Linked DNA regions of Mus musculus: region 1 is linked to region 2. Evidence: chromatin loops called from intact Hi-C (ENCODE). Cell type or tissue: left cerebral cortex. All regions are shown on one strand. Each heading gives the region's core, and the rest is flanking DNA. Links, peaks and the distances in the headings are about the cores only.

Evidence for each region. Peaks named below come from ENCODE experiments on the same cell type or tissue, not always from the same donor. Only the 100,000 strongest peaks of a DNase experiment are listed, where the experiment ranks them.
Region 1: a loop joins it to region 2, with 2.0 times the contacts of the local background. A loop is called at or near these places in 2 of 42 quality-filtered maps.

The regions. Positions count from the first base shown.
Region 1 is chr2:156,486,586-156,494,915 of GRCm38, reverse strand. It overlaps Epb41l1 (erythrocyte membrane protein band 4.1 like 1), which reads right to left. Exons shown (of 25, transcript NM_001368800.1): 3 at 822-1,012. The coding sequence starts at 998. Gm33977 (a long non-coding RNA gene) reads left to right here. Exons shown (of 3, transcript XR_375167.4): 2 at 167-239; 3 at 3,687-5,199. Among named protein-coding and RNA genes, the nearest start is that of Gm33977, 8.0 kb to the left of the region's middle. In left cerebral cortex, for the core only: no CTCF peak of the experiment used is centred there; DNase peaks (open chromatin) are centred at 2,964, 4,454, 6,299, 6,551 and 2 more places; H3K27ac peaks cover 2,614 bases.
Region 2 is chr2:156,377,726-156,386,055 of GRCm38, reverse strand. Gm14170 (a long non-coding RNA gene) reads left to right here. Exons shown (of 5, transcript XR_003954079.1): 3 at 5,898-6,031; 4 at 6,839-7,192; 5 at 7,620-7,911. Among named protein-coding and RNA genes, the nearest start is that of Norad, 11 kb to the left of the region's middle. In left cerebral cortex, for the core only: a CTCF peak has its summit at 4,562; DNase peaks (open chromatin) are centred at 4,527 and 5,907.

The sequences.
Region 1 (8,330 bases), core at 241-8,240, 110 kb before region 2:
AGCAGGAGTAACAGGGTGGCTGAGGCCAAGATGCCCCTAAAATAAGACATGCCACCTTCTAAGAGCCTCAGGGTGACCAGGGTTTGTAAACGGGTTGGTGTATAATGGTAGGGATTTGAGGTTTCCACATGAGCCTCAGCTCACGTGAGTTTGTGTCTTCCTGCAGGCTACTGCTACCGTGGACAGCCTCTGCAGATAGAAGCAGCCCAGAGAACTGCCTTGTCCCTCTCCCTAGAACAGTGAGTGACTCATCAGGACATCTGTCTGGTCTCTCCCACCTTACGTGTCACTAGGTCTAACGTAAGACGGGAGCTGTGGTGATCACAATGAAGGGAAGAGCTGGCTCCCTCCGTGAGTGTGGCCAAGCCCTTGCCTCCCTGTGCCTGTTACGAATTAGGGAGTCGTAAGAGGGGGGCTCAGTGAGCCCCTCCCACAGGCTTCTGTAGTTCTCGGGGGATGAGTTTTGTCAAGGTCTTGCTGGGTTTGCCAAGCTTGAGCAGAGGGCAGGAGACGAACGTGGAAAGGACTGTGTTCTGGCTCTCACCTCCACCTCTAGCTTTGTATGTGGCTTTGGGTGCAAGATTCACTGCACTAAGCCACAGATCTTCTCAGCATAAAATGGGGGAGATGAAACCTCCCCTCTTGGGACTGGGGAATTAAATATAAAATGGCCAGCATGCCCCAGCCCAGAGTTCAGTGTGTAACAGGTCATGAACGAATCTGCATCCTTCCTTTCCAGCTAAGGAAATACCAGGACCCTAAAACCCAGACCAAGAGGACGAGTGGGGAGGGAAGAGGGATGTCCCAGGCCCAGTACATACCTGTTCAGCAGGCCTCGTGTCCTGCTGGGTCAGATGCTTCTCATTGGAATTGGTCTCTGGGTGGCTGTGGCCCGCGGGGGTCACCGGGGTGGTCACAGCTGCGGCAGCCTCGGGCTGCTGTGGAGTCTCCTCCTGAGCCTTCTTCACCTCAGAATCGGGACCTGTCTCTGTTGTCATGGTGACCAGCACGCCTGCATTGGAATGAAGGAGAGCATGTGACAGGGGGAAGGATGATAATGTGACAACAAGGGGGCAGGAACTGCTTGCATGCTCTGTGGGGACAGAGAACCAGACAGAAGGCAGGGGTGGAAGACAGAGGGACAGAGGGACAAGGAAGAATGAGAGTGTGAGGGCCTCCTTCCCTGTGCGTCCAGACCCTTCCTAAGGATGATGAGGGAGTCTCTAGGGTCCTGCGCTCTGCACCAGATGCCAGCAAGGCCCTGGACGGGCTGACTGTCCCACTACACCTAGACTATAACAGCCCCTCAGCGGATGTACGGCACTGAACACAAACTGAGAAAGCCTTGGATTCCTGACCTGTGTTTGTGAGTTTAGGCAGCTCCCTCACTTCCCAAGCTGCAGTAACTCTAACATACACACACACACATGCACACACACACACGCACACACCAGCCCCAGCTTCACAGAATGATGTCAAGATGGTGCCCCCTGGATCAACACAGATAGGCACCAGTAGAAAATACTCCTTGCTGCCCGTGGGAGTGGTCAGGGTAGCAGGGCTTGGGCTGTCTGCCACAAATGTACCACCTCACCTCTCTGGGACTCATCCCCAAGCTGAGGGACTTGGGGGAAATCTCTGGGACAGATTTCCCCTCTGCAACATTAAATGAGATGCCAGACCAGGCCAGGAAGGTGCTGTCCGGCTATTCTGTTGGAATTAGCCAGCTCCAACAGACAGCAACTTCAGCGGCACAGCTTCATGTTTTATTCATGTTGTAAGGATTATAAACGAGACTCGCCACCATGAAGAGAAGTTAGGAACATTAGACGACCTTAGGGATGGGATGGATGAGAGGGAAGCTTCAGGCTTACTCCAGGTGCCTTGGAGTTACTTGGTTCCTTTTTGGTTTTGAGACAAGGTCTCAGCATACAGCCCAGCCGAGCTAGCCTTGAATGCACTATGTAGTCCATGCTGCACTAAACTATTTTTAAATTTTTTATTGTTGTTGTGGTTTGTATGCACATGCACACATGCAGAGGAACTTGGTTCTCTCTTCCATGATTGGTTCTGGGGATCCAACCTGTGCTAAATGCACCTTTATCCACTGAGCTAACCCAGCACCCGAAGCTTGAAGTCTTGATCCTTCAGTCTCAGCCCCACCCCCACCCTCAGCTGAGATTACAGGCAGGTGCCATCACAACCAACACGTGAGTATGGGCAAGAAGTATATTACCTTGTAAGGTTGTTTTGTTTCAAAGCCAAAAGCACCCCTTCCCCGACCATGCCCAGAGTAAGAGAACTGGGCAGGAAGCATCCCTCTTTGGTCTAAGTCCCCTGTGTCATATGAGCAACACTCACACAAGACCTGGGGGCGGGGGGGGGGGGGACTTATCCTCAACCCTCCACCATGAGAGGCCTCCGAGAGACAGGCATCCAACACCCACCTGCTCCAGGGCTCACACTTCTATTTATTTATCTATGCCAGGGGTGGGGGGGGGGCTCTCACACCTATATCATCAGCACTTGGGAAGCTGAGGCAGGAGGATTATCACAAGTTTGAGGGCAGCCTAGGCTACAAAATGAGACCTGTCTCAAAAAAAAAATCAGGACCAAACCACATCAAACAAAACATTTAATTTATTTATGTATTCAAATGTGTGGAGGGGGTAGGGGTGGATCCCAGGGCCTCAAACCCAGGTCCTGGCATAGTCCTCTCTGCATTCCCATGGGCACAGGACAGGCCCAAAGCAAAGGGTACTAGGCAGACTACAGGTGAGCCCAGGGCCATGAAGAGGTCACCGGTGTCCTCCACCCACAGAGCCCACATGGAAGTCCTTGAGAGCTGAAGCAGGAGGCCTGCATGTCCCCATTGCTGCTGTTGAACAGCCAGATGGGGAGGAGGAGGGCGGGGCTGCACTGATTCACTCAGGGTAGCTCTCTTCCCGCCTTTACTCTGATCTTAAGGAGCAGGGAGGCAACTTCAAGCCAGTTCCATAAAGACAAACTCCACCAAGCACGTGAGCTCCGGACACAACAAACATAACAGCTGCTCTGAGGGAGTTCAAGCCCATGCAGGGTCACAGTCCTGCCTGCTGAGCCCAGGACCTTCCTTCCTTCAGCCCTGAGGGTTGCCAGTCCTGGTCTGGTGGGGTCAATGGGTAAAAGCTCTTTACATAGTTTTGTGTTTAAAAACATCCAAAGATGGGTGGCGAGAGAGCCCAGTGGTTAAGAGCACCTGCTATTCTTGCAAAGGACCGAAGTTCAATTCCCAGCACCCACACCAGGGAGCTCAGAACGACCTGGAACTCCAGCTGCAGGGTGGGAGGGAGGACATCCAGCTCCCTCTTAGAGCCTATACCATCACCAACACTAACACACACACACAGAGAGAGAGAGAGAGAGAGAGAGAGAGAGAGAGCAAATATACATGTCATAAAACAAATACTTTATATTATTTTAAAAATCCAACAGCATATATGTAGACACTTTGGGCTGTGGCAAGCAGAATTTACACGACCCTGGTGTCCAGGCAGCCCCTGGGGTATGGGGTACATCCACAAATCCCCTTCCTGGGTCCTCTGTTTGGCTTCAGCCCAGACTCTTGGAACTCTTTCCTCAACCTGTAGCTCCCTGGAAATAGCTAGGAGAGGAATTTCAAGTGACTATTCCAAATTTTCCTGCAGATCCTCTGGTAAGCCAGTGCTAAACTGGACACCACCTGAGAAATACTCTACCCCACTTCTGTCACAGGTAAGACTTGAGTCACATCTTCAAAAACGTGCCCCTTAGCTTCTTCAGTCTGCTCTCCTCCCCACTTGTGGCCTAGCTCTCCGGATCTGAACGGCAGGCCCATCTTCTCTCTCCTGCACTCGACTACCCCCAGCAAAAAGCCCAACATAACCTCCTCACAGGAGAAAGAGCTCAGGCCCAGGGGGAACACCAAGGAACTCCAGTGAGGCCACGGCCAGGGGCCTGGATGCATAGATACAGGCGTATCCTCTCGAAAGAAGGAGAAATGCATGCAAAAATCACAGCAAGCGGTTGAGCGAATGGGCACGAAGTCAACGATCCACACATCGGACCCCATCTTAGTAAACACACAGATCCTTATGACAATGTGAAACCAGAAAACCTGTCACTGTGTAACTTAATATATGCTAATAAAAGCATTAAAATATGAACAGCTAGGTAAATAAATGCTGAGGACCCCACAGCCCCCATTAAAAGAAGAACTGCCAGCATTCAAAGCTTCAGCCCAGGAATAGAAACACTTCAGCTTGCCTAGACTCGCCGTTGCCGGTCCCATCCCCACCTTCCAGCTGAAATCTGACAGCTCATCATTTCCTGCATTAAAATTTCAAACTCCTTTATTTGGACTCTCTCATTACATCCGTCTCAGCACTCCCCATGAGTCTTCAACTGTCTCCTTACATAACGCGCCTGCACAAGGTAAACAAGGGAATTGCCTTGCTCCTAGATACATGCCGAGGTTCACGGTGTGTGCGGCACAGCCTGCATCCTCAAGTGCTCTGCCTACTCCACATCCTTTCCTGAATATGTGGCTTAACTCTTCCTGCTTCCAAGAAGCCTTTCCCAGCCGTCTCCCCGCCAAAGCATCCACACACCCTTCCAGCCTCGCAGAACCTTCCTCTCCCTGCACGGTTCTGGCAAGCGTCATCTGTCCTGATTCCATGTTGGCTTTCCCCCTTGGCCTTTTACCACTGTGCTCTGAACACTGTGGTGTTCCTTCCAGGGCTAAGGGTCACATCTACTGGAAAATAGAACTGAACAGTACTCGACAGATACCATTGTGGTAATACGTAATGTTGGTGTGGGGGTAAGAATGGACCTATGGAAGACAGGGTGGAATCTCTTAGGTCACCAAAGACAAACAAAAGCCCTGTGTGACTTCCACGAAAACATTCTGCTCCCGTCCTACATTTCCCACATGTGTCAGCCACTTATTCTTGTTCCAATCACCACGACATTCGCATTTCTCCATATATGAGCAGCAATTATATTTCCTTTGGTGGGTATGTTCCAAGACTGCATATTAAAATCACCTAGACCGCATTCTGTACAAATAAACTTATTAAAATCCTGAGGCTTCTATATTTGAAAACTCAGGCACACCGCTTCTGGGGATTTTAAATTTCAGTACAATATTTTGGGGTTGTTATTTTCTTCCTGAGTAGCAGAGCAATCTCCACGCCAAATCAGACTGGTTCACTTTCACGCCAAGGTCCTTGGTAGTTCCTAACTCTTAAAACAAATATACTCAAGAATACAACCCAGCATCCTTTGCCGTGCTCTCTGAGAATAGGATTTCTTACTTCTAGTTCTGTGCTTCCACTGTGTCTCTTTGGGAAGTCCTGACTGTCTATAGGATATTACTAATAAAATGGCAATAATGAAGCATGCATTCATTTCAGCTTACGGCGGGCAGGCTTGTCAGGACACCACATCCTGGAAAGTCAAGTGGTATCTACAAGGGACATCTTAGCAGAGTATCAGCTACGTTATCTCCAAGTATCAGAACAGGACAGGCTTGAGTCAAACACCTGGCCTCAAGTGATCTTCTTCCCCCGCCGTCCCAAGGACATGCCGCCATGCCACGGGCTGGTGATAAAGGACGCGGATCCTCCTGGGTTTCCCTCTGTTTTATTCCTTCTCCTTTTCTGCTCCACCTCCATCTCCTTCTACATCTGGTTGGCCCACAACTTGCTTTGTAGACCAGGCTGTCCTGGAATTCACAGAAACCAACCTGCCTCTGCCTCCCAAGTGCTGGGATGGAAAGGTGTGTACCACCATGTCCCCACCATGGCAGGGCCCAGATCTTTACACAATCGCCTTAAAACTTGAGTCTAGCCAGGTATGAAAGAGAGCTCATGTCTGCTCTCCTAGCTGTGGGAGAGGCTCGCTATGAGTTCGAGGCCAGCCTGTATTACATAGTGAGCGCACAGTAAGACCTGGCCTCAAATAAACAACTAAATCCACGTACATAAACCCTAGATGCTAAAATGGAATTTTTTTTTCAGATGCTCGTGGCTTCGGATAAAAGGAAGAGAAGGAGCTCAATAAACCCTGTTTAAGCCTATTTTAAAACTGTATTAATTAAAAATAAAAATAACATTTTAGAAATGTATAATAAGACTCTTTCTTTGACAAGCCCAAGGATAACAGCATTGTCTCTCACCAGGCCCTAGAAAGGGAGCCAAGAAGTAGACTGTGGCTTCTGACACAGCAGGCTATGTCACGTGGATGTGGTTCTTGCTCAGGCTCAGGCCAGCACACACTGCGAGAGCTGCTAGGTGGCCAGGCCAGACCGCGTACAGTCAGGGCCCTTGGGGGAACCATGTGCTGGTTCCCATGGAGCTCACTGCAGGGATTTAGGTCCCCCAGGGTATGTTTTAGCCTTGCACACGAGTCTGGGTACCTGCTGATCCACAATGTGGTCTTTTTACCCAAAGCAGGCTTCTAGGGTAGGGGGCAGGAACGGAGTTGAGACATTTAGAAATAGGAGGCACTTGGGCTGAGTCAGCCTGTGGGCAAAGGGCCAGTCCCTGATGCTCTTACTCCTCAAGAAACATAGCAAGGAAGCTCCTTACAGCCTGGCAGGAGAGCAGCAGGAGCCAGGGTCCTGCAGGCAGCCTCTCGAGAGTCACAAGTGTCAGGAACTGGTACAGAAGGAAGGACTGGACTCCCATTAGGGAGCACCGATGTGGCCAGGCCCAGGCTAAAGACTTCCCATCATTCACAGACCCCCTCCTGGCACAGCAGTGAACACCCAGACCAGGAGTGCAGACATGTCTGCTTAAAACACAGGCAGAAAGAGAAGGCTCCACAAGACAAAGGCCAGCCGGTAGGGCCAGGCTGGCGGCACCGACATAGGAGGAGGGCAAATACACAGGATTAGAGAAGAGAAAGGTCAGCCAGAATGTCAGTGTGAATGGTGCCCATTCCACCACTGCCTGGAGAGAGGGGCCCTGTGTGGCCTGGGCTAGGGTTGGCTCAGCAGGATGTCAGCATCTGGGGCTCCCCAGGGCCACTCAGCAGCCTTCTTGTCCTCTAAGCTTCCCATCTGGACGGCCTGCAGGGAGACGGCTCCTCAACTGAGCCATGGCCTGGTGGCTGGACCAGCTCTTTAAAATGAATCAACTGACATCTGGTTAACCTTCGAACCAGGGTTGGGGTGAGCGAGTCAGCATCCAGTCATCAGATACCATGTTCATTTCTCAGCTCCCCTAGCTACCGCCCGGGTCCAAACCTGCTTGATCCAGGGTCTCCCTCCCCGAAGTCATTCATAGGACTGATTCTCCAAGAGCAACCACAGCCATCTTCGCAGGAATCAAGTTGGACGCCCTTATTATAACCTCCAGTGGTATGTGGCTGCACAAGCCTGTAATCAAAGCCCTCGGGAGGCTGAGGCAGGAGGCCCTTAACTCAAGGCCAGCTTGGGCAACATATCAAACCCCAAAACATCTCTAATGACTTCCCATCAAAATAAGGCACCCCCTCCCTACTACACTGTAGTGGCCTCTGCCCATCTTTCCAGCATCTGCCCCTACCCCTGCCAGCGAGCACTGCCTTCGCCTACGTAAGCCTGCCCCTTGCAGCCTCTGCCTGTGCTTCAACTGTGCAGGCTTGACCCTGCCTCAGGACTTTGTCTTCCCTGTTCATGAGCTGTGACTCTGTCCCCTCTCCTGGTATGACAACTTTCACCTTTGTCTGTCTACCCTTTCTAACATGGGCCCCTCTCTCTAACTTCCCATTGTGACAGCATGCCAACTTGTTTGTGCTTGTGTTCATTCAAGTACTTTCGTCTGTCTGTTTTTCCAGTGGTTTGTTTGTTTGTTTGTCTGTTTGTTTGTTTGACATCATCACAACTGAGCTACACTCACTGACTGACTGACTTATTTCTATTCTCCTCTGGAATATGAACTCTATGGAGGTTTCTGTCTCATTCATCATCACTGCCAGGCCTTCACGCAATTTTTGATAAATCACTATAAACATTGAGCAAGGTGTACGGTAAAACAAGTTCAAGACCAGTCTGGACAACCTCAAGACTCCACCTCTACGTCAAACAGAGCCCTGAGTGGTAACTTGTGTCTACAATCTCAGGGCTCGGGAGGTTGAGGCAGGAAGATATGAAGTTCAAGACTAGCCTAGGCTGCATAATAAGACTACCTCAAAACAAAACTCTAAGAAAAAATTAATATTGTACAAAGTAAACACTCACAGTTTGCCATGTGCCAGGTATTGATCTATGGAGTCATCACAGGTAATCCCTACAGGAGCCTGTCATAGGTACTCTTGGGATCCCC
Region 2 (8,330 bases), core at 100-8,099:
AGTGGAAACTTTTTTTTCTTTTCTTTTTTCTTTTTGAATCTGTTATTTTTAAGCATTTTTCCTGTATGCAATATGCATGTCTGCCTGTGATGAGCATGGAGTTCCACATTTTTTAGATAAAATTCTGGAGCTCTTTGCACAACAACATGAATGTACTTCATACTACTGAACCATAACACTTCCATATCGCAGACCTAAATGATAATGTCACATGGGGTTTTGTTCTGTTTTATTTTAGTAAAAAGAGAAGAGTGACAGCCAGGCAGTAGTGGCACACGCCTTTAATCCTGGCACTTGGGAGGCAGAGGCAGGCAGATTTCTGAGTTCAAGGCCAGCCTGGTCTACAGAGTGAGTTCCAGGACAGAAGAGTGACTATGGCAAGCTGCTATTACCAGAAGAGGAAGACTGAAACCCTGTTTCCTAGCAACCAAATGGTGCCTCCAATCCCAGCTGCCCAGGAGGCAGAGGTAGGAGGTTTTTAAGTTTGAGCCTAGCCTAGCTAACCTTGTCTCAAAATGAAAAGTAAGGGAACTCAGGATGTCGCTCAGTGGCAGAATGCTTATCTAACACACATAAGCCTAAGTTCAGCAGCCAGCAGGAACATGGTGTGGTGGCACAAGGTGGGGGGAGCAGGGACAACACAAAATGCCACTCTTGGGTTTCCTACCTGCCAAATGGAGACACTAAATCTAATCACAGAAGAATACCATATAAACCCAAGTCAAAGGACATACCTCAAAGTAACTGCCCTGTAATCTCCAAAAGTATTGGGGACATAGACGTCAAAACAAGACTGAGAGATGTTATACAGGAGTAACCAAAGCTGTGACAAGGAAATGGATCTATGTGCACCACGTGTGTCCAGCCCATGTGTGTGCAGTCCACATGTGTGCAGTTCATGTGTGTGTAGGTGCCTGTAGAAGCCAGGAGACAGCATCAGAATCCCTGGAGCTGGGGTTGTAAATGTGTGAGCCACCTGATGTGGGTGTGGGGACCAAACCTGGCCCTCCAGAGAAGCATCAAGGGCTCTTAACCTCTAGGCTCTCTAGGCCTCAGAACAAGTCTTGCCACACACACACACAAAAATCTATTTTTGTCTATAGATTTTTTAGGTTTTGTTTTTTCAAGACAGGGTTTCTCTGTGTAGCCCTGGCTGTCCTGAAACTCACTCTGTAGACCAGGCTGGCCTTGAACTCAGAAATCCACCTGCCTCTGCCTCCCAAGTGCTGGGATTAAAGGTGTGTGATACCACCTCCGCCTAGCAACATTTTTATATTATAACTACAGGTCTGACTTATTTATTTAGATATTGAGGCCACAGTTACCAAATGCTTAAAAAAGTAAAAAAACAAAAACAGTTTTAGTTCACAGCAAAACTGAGTGGAAGGTATAGAGATTTGCCATGCTCTCCTTGCCCTTGCCTGTATCTGGCTTCCCCCATATCTTAGCTATGGTTTTATTGCTGTGAACAGCATACTGTGGCCATGGCAACTCTTGTAAAGTATTTAATTGGGGCTGGCTTACTGTCTCAAAAGTTTAGTCCATTATCATCATCGTGGGAGCATACAGGTAGACAAAGGTGCTGAAGGAGCTCAGAGTTCTACAACTAGATCTACAGCCAGCAAGGAGGAAAGCAGGCCACTCAGCTTGGTCTGGGCTTCTGAAACCCCTCCTCCAACAAAGACACACCTCCCAATAGTGCCACTCCCTTTGAGCCTGCAGGGCCATTTCTTTCAAACCACCACATTCTCCTCCCTAGCCCAGATAGACCTGTAGCCATATCATAGTGCAAAAAGCATTCAGTCTAACTTCAAGATTCCCCATAGTCTATCAGTCTTAACACCATTTAAAAACCCCAAGTTTCTTCTGAGACTGACACAATCTCTTGACTGTAACGCCCTATATAAAATCAAAATCAAAAAGTACATACTTCCAACATATAATGGCACAGGCTATACATTACTATTCCAAAATGGAGGGAAGGCAGGACAGTGAGGAAATACTGGATCAAAGCAAGACAAAAAGCCAGCGAGACAAACTCCAAGCTCTGCATCTCCATGTCTGATGTCAAAAGGCTCTTCAGATCTCTGATTCCTTTCAGCTTGGCTGACTGCAGCACGCTTCTCCCTTGGGCTGGTGTCACTCCCTGTTAGCAGCTTTCCTCAGCAGGTGTCCCACGATTCTGGCATCTCCCACCTCTTTGGGTCTCCCATACAATCCAGGCTTCACCTCTGAGGCTCTACACAATGGCCTCACTAGGCTTCCATGCACAGGCACCCCCAACACACTCCTGACCTCAGAGTTTTTCCTTAGTCATGGAGGGGGATTCCGGAACCCCTTTCTTCTATCCTTGACTCTAAAGCCAGAACCACAGGGCCAAAGCTGCCAAGTTCTGCTGCTTGCTGGGGCCTGACATAGCTCCCTTAGCTCCCTTGTTCAATTTATATATATAATAAGTTCTGCACCAGCTTTTTTGTTTGTTTGGGTTTTTTGCTTGTTTTTTTGTTTTTTGATTTTTGTTTTTTTCAAGACAGGGTTTCTCTGCAGCCCTGGCTGTCCTGGAACTCACTCTGTAGACCAGGCTGACCTCGAACTCAGAAATTCGCCTGCCTCTGCCTCCCAAGTGCTGGGATTAAAGCCGTGCGCCACCACACCCGGGTCAGTTTTTTGTTTTTAATGGTTTCCTTCCCTGTCTATAGTTGGCTCTCCTGAAACTCACTCTGCAGACCAGACTGGCCTCAAACTGCCTACCTCTGCCTCTGGAGTGCTGAGATTAAAGGTCCAAACCACAGGACTCAGCCCTAAGCTTTTCTTTAATTCCTTGTCATATGTTGGGTGGGGTCTGGCTCTGAGGTCACCACTCCCTTTATCCCACTTAGCACTTTCACTTTTATCTACAAACTGTACATTTTGTATTTTTCCTTGCTTATCTTGCTCCTTTTCATTTTAGATCTACTACTAATAACCATACAACACAGTCAAGACTAGGCTGTTTTGAAATCTCTACTGAAGCTGTTAATAACTCTTCAATTTAACTTCAGGCAGATTTTTGGGGAGGAGACAAGGGCAGAAAGCAGACACATTCTTTGCCAAAAGAAGAATAGTCTAGGCCACATACTAAAATTATTCTCCTCTAAAACCTCTTGAGCCAGTCCTACACAGTTCAAATCAACCTCCGCACCACTGTCTTCTATGTTCCTACTAGTGTGACCCATTAAGGCCTGCTTAAAGCATTTGATTACTTTTCTAATCCAAAATCCCAAAGTCCACATTCCTCCAAACAAAAGTAGAGTCAGGTCTATCCCAGCGATACCCCACTCCTGGTACCAACTTCTTAGTAAGGGTTTCATTGCTGTGAAGACGGAGAGACACCATGGCCACGGCAAGTCTTAAAAAGGAAAATGTTTAACTGGGGCTGGCTTGTTGTTTCAGAGCTATAGTCCACTATAGGCATGATGGGAACCCATGGTGGCACACAGGCAGATATTGTGCTGGAGTAGGAGCAGGAAGAGAGAGTGCCAATGGACCCAAAGCCTACCTCCCAATGACATGCTTTCTCCAACAAGCCCACATCTCCCAATAGTGCCACTCTCTATGAGCCTGTGGGGGCCATTTTCACTCAAACCACCATACCCTACCATCAGCATCCCTCACCAGATGGGACAGTTTTATAGAGGATAAATTATCCACACCAGAGTCCATGCCTTATGTTAGGAGTGGCCATTGTACTGTACATCCCAGCCTGTGGGACTGGACAATTATATAATGGTGTGTAGTCACCATTAGAGTGTTTTGGTGTTTGGGTTTTATTTTGTTTTTGTCTATTTGTTTTTGTTTTTTATTGTTTTTGCTTTTGTTTTGTTTTTGAAGTGATTGAGTGTACTTACTGCCAGTGTACACTTAAAATAGTTAAGTTGACACTGGGTGTAGTGACCCATGCCTGTGATCCTAGTACAAGGGAGGCTGAGGCAGGAGGACCTTGAGTCAGAGGTCACTGAACTACACGGTAAGACCTTATTTTAAATACATACAGTTAAGACTATGAGTTTTATGTGGTTTCCATTTATAATTTTTTTGGTTTTTTTTTTTTTTTTTTTTTTGGTTTTTCGAGACAGGGTTTCTCTATATAGCCCTGACTGTCCTGGAACTCACTTTGTAGACCAGGCTGGCCTCGAACTCAGAAATCCAACTGCCTCTGCCTCCTGAGTGCTGGGATTAAAGGCATGCACCACCACGCCCGGCCTCCATTTATAATTTAAAATAACCTTTGAGCTGGTTCAAAGAACTCCTGAACACCTCGCACCCAGGTTTGCCAGTTGTTATTTTCTCTTTTCCCGTCATTCTCTCTGTTGTAAATATATGTATGTATGAAGTATGCGTGCAAGATGTGCTGCATGCATGTGTCTGCATGCATGTATCTCTGCATGGCATGTACAGGCTGTGCAGGGCATGCAGAGGCCCAAGGCTGATACTGGAATCATGTTCCATTGTCCTCTTAGCTCACTGAGGCGGGAATTTCTCAATCAAACCCAGAGCTCCCCCATATGGGGATTAGCAGTGTCTGCCTTCCCAGGCTGCAACTGGAGAGAGGCAGCCATGGCCTCTTAGTGCAGTCAGTTCTAGGGACTGTTAGCCGTAATTGTGTTAGCCACTGAGCCATCTTTTCAGTCACCCATTTAGTTCTATTTTCTCAAAATATGGTGTCTTTTTCTATGTAACTTAAAAATAGGTCAAGGAATGTATTAATCCCCAAGAAAAGGAGATTGGATTACATAACACAAGACAATGGGAAACAGTTAAATCAAGAAACAATTCTAGTCTCTAGCCCTCAGGCCACTTCATTCTCAGGCTGCTCTCATCTTGATTTGTGTGGGGGGAAGGGGGTAGGTAAGAACATAAGTGGGGCCAAGAAAATGTCATGGTTAGCCTCAGCTGTCAACTTGACACAAAGTAGAGTCGCCTGAGAAAAGGACGCTTCATCTGAAGAATTGCCTCCCTCAGTCGTCCTGTAGCAATTCTGTGGGGTGTTCTTGATTGATGTAGGAGGCCCTGCCCACTGTGGGCGGTGTCACTCCTGCTCCCAGTTATATACAAAAGCAAGCTGAGCAATCCAGTAAGCAGTGTTCCTCCACAGCCCCTGCTTTACTTCTTACCCCCAGCTCTGGCCCTGGCTTCCCTTGACGATGGCCAGGAAGCTAAAATGAACCCTTTTCAACTTGGTTTTGAGCAGAGGGTTTCCTCCTAGCAACAGAATACAAAGTAGGACATGAGACAGGGGTCCGCCTTGACAGGGGAGAGTAATGAGCCCTAGAAAGGAAAGGTCCCATAGTGCTGTCTCCTCTCGCTGCCCCCAGCTCTCTCCTTCTCCCATGTTGATTCCCAATGGTCACAACTCTGTAGCACCTATGAATACCTCACTCTTCCAGCTTTGTTCCCACTCCTTGGCCACTAGAAACTGTGATCATCCTATAGTCCCAGTGACAGGCCTGCAACTAAGTTCCTTGTTAAAGACGTGGCAACAAGGTGCACCAGGGCAAAGTGACCTGGGCTGTCCCAAAGCTCCCCGCCTCACAGGTGCCCCCAGGTTCCCAGGACCGGAAGGTGAGATTACCCCTCCCCTCACAATGAGGACTAGAGCGGTACCAAATGTGTTTGCTTCCAACTCCAAGCGGGCTCTTAAGACTCTTCCTATAATAAACACTGGCAACACTCCCTCTGTTTGTTTCTCCAGTGGGTTTTCCCATTTCCTCCAAACAGTGGAAGCTTTGACTGCCAGGGGGCTCTATTTTTGGCTGGGTGTGCCTACTTACATATGGGAGATCATGGCGGAGGGCGAGTGTGTTCTGTCTCGTGCAGTCTCGAGGCTTGGGTACACAGAATTTCTCTCCACAAAACAGGTGGCTCGCTGGGGAGAGATGAGTAACAGTGGCGTAGCAGTGCACACACTCCGAAGTGACTAACCAGGAGTGGGCAGCATGTGGAAAGGCACGCACACAGGCTGCCTGGATCAGCCACGCAACAGGCAAGCGGGGTGAGACAAAGCTTTTGCCTTCCTGGGCCTCAGGCTCTCTCTCTCTAACAAATTGAATAATGCCTCCTGGTTAATAGGCTATAATTTAAAAACAAGTGTCAGCCTTGTGCTCTGGTTTAGCCTGAGTCCCCATGGGCTCATGTGTTAGAAGCCCCGCCCTAGTGTGGCAATGGTAAGAGCCAAGTGGGACCTATGGAATGGGGGTGTAGCTCAGCGGTAGGGTGCTTGCCTAGCCCACAGCCCCAGGTCAGGTCACTAGCATCGCATACAACTAAGCATGTCGGCACAGGCCCGTAGTCCCAGCACTCAAGTGAAGGCAAGAAGAGCAGAATTGAAGGGCATCCTTGGTTCACAGTGAGTTTCCAGCCCAGGCTGCCCTGTCCCAAAATAATCAAGAGGTGGGAGGCCCTTGGATTATGTGGGCAGATTCTACCCTCAAGAGATTAAGGTGGATCGGTCTCACAGTATAGCCCTGGCTGGCCTGGAACTCACAACAATCCACCTGCCTCTGCCTCCCCAGGGCTGGGTTAAAAGTGTATGCTACCACACTTGGCACTAGGGTAGCTTTCATGAGGCCTGGTTGTTCTTTCAAGACCAAATATCATAAAAGGCCAAGTCTGGCCTGGCCTGTCTCACTGTGTGACCTCCCTCTTAGATTCCCACTGTGACAATGTTAGCTGTCATGTGAGCAGCCACAGAGGACCGTCAATAGGGCTGACAGCATGCTACTGCGACTTTCAGCTTTGAATACCATGAACAAAATAAAAGACTTTTTGTTCTAATTCAACCTGGGATGTTTCATTATAGTGGGAATCCGACCAGAACACCTCTGCACGGTACCACACACACTCATGCCTGAGCCCAGAACCTTCTCCTGCAGTTTGTCTTTTATTTATTTTTGAGACAGCGTCTCGGGGCAGCCTCAGACCTGTGAGCCTCTTCAGGTACGGTGATATTCCACCTGGCCCAGCACCTTCCCTTTTCTCAGAAACAGAACTGTAGGCTTCCTGGAACTTCAGACCTGTGCTCGGGTCTGCGTCTGTCAGGCCTCTGCAATGTGAAGCCATCCTCTTTTGCTAACACTTGTGCCATGGGGAATCATATCTACCTTCTGAACGAACTCTCCTGAGTGATGCTGACCCCGGATCGGCATTGCTTCAGGTAAGGGCTGGGGGTAGGGAGGCAGAGGCTTGGGAACTGATCCTTTCTGTATCCCTCAGCTCAGAAGCTCAGAAGTTGTCCTACCCTGACTGGCCCACCCCCTTCCCCACCAATGTTTTAGGCAGTACCCTCTCCCCTTGTCTGCCAACGGGTGAGTGACCCTCTGACCTCCACCTGCCAGGCTGCTCCTTAATGTTGACATCAGCCAGGTCATTAGAGAAGACTGTAGGATGTGCTGAGATACCAGCTTGGCCCCCTGCCCCGCAAATCATTTGCTGATGGCTCTTATTGCAGATGCTTGTCAGGCTCAGCTCTGAGGTCTGGTCCCGTTATCGAGGGAAGCCGTCCCTGGTTGATAGGGCTCCTTGTTAAATGGTACTAACCACCTCTGCAGTGCAGCAAGCACTTCCGTTGTGTTTGATCTTAGGATGGTGCGGGAGAGCAGAAGGCTCACACTGACCCAGCCATGCATGCTTGGTCACTGAGTTCATAGGAGTAGCCACACGGGAGCTCCCTGCTGGCTGTGGAGAGGACGCCTACCTCTGCAGATTTCTTCTCTCTAAATCCCTGTGACTGCTCTGGGGACTCGGAGAACTGTATTCCACTCTGTGAGTTTCTGAAGCCCACCTATGGCTTCTCCTCACTCAGGGCCTTAACCTTACCCCAGGATGCCCTTCCTTGTCTAGCTTACCCCCTTCCTTGTCTAGCTTCTCCCCACCCCCACCCCACCCCACCCCATGCCCTGCATGTCTCTCTCCTCTCTTTAACCTCTTCTCTCCTGCCCTTATCCCTGGCTATCCTTTCCTCATTTTGATTTTTGAGCCAGGGTCTCTATATTGTCCAGTGAGGCCTCCTAAGTTTGGTGATTAGCTGTGTGCTACCATTTCTCATCAGATTGTTGCCGCAGAGAATGTGTGGAAGAACATTCTGGAAGCTTTTCTCTCACTACCCAAGAAGTAGGACCCAAATGTCCTGATGAAGAAAAACTTTACCTTCTTATACATGTATCACCTCAGCAGTCCAATGGGGAAGAGCTGGCAGAAGCCAGCAGGGAGTGTGTGTGGGGGGTGTCACTGGATTCCACAAACTGATATTTAGCAAGATGGCTGTACTGTGGATGCTCCGTTCTTAGGAGCCC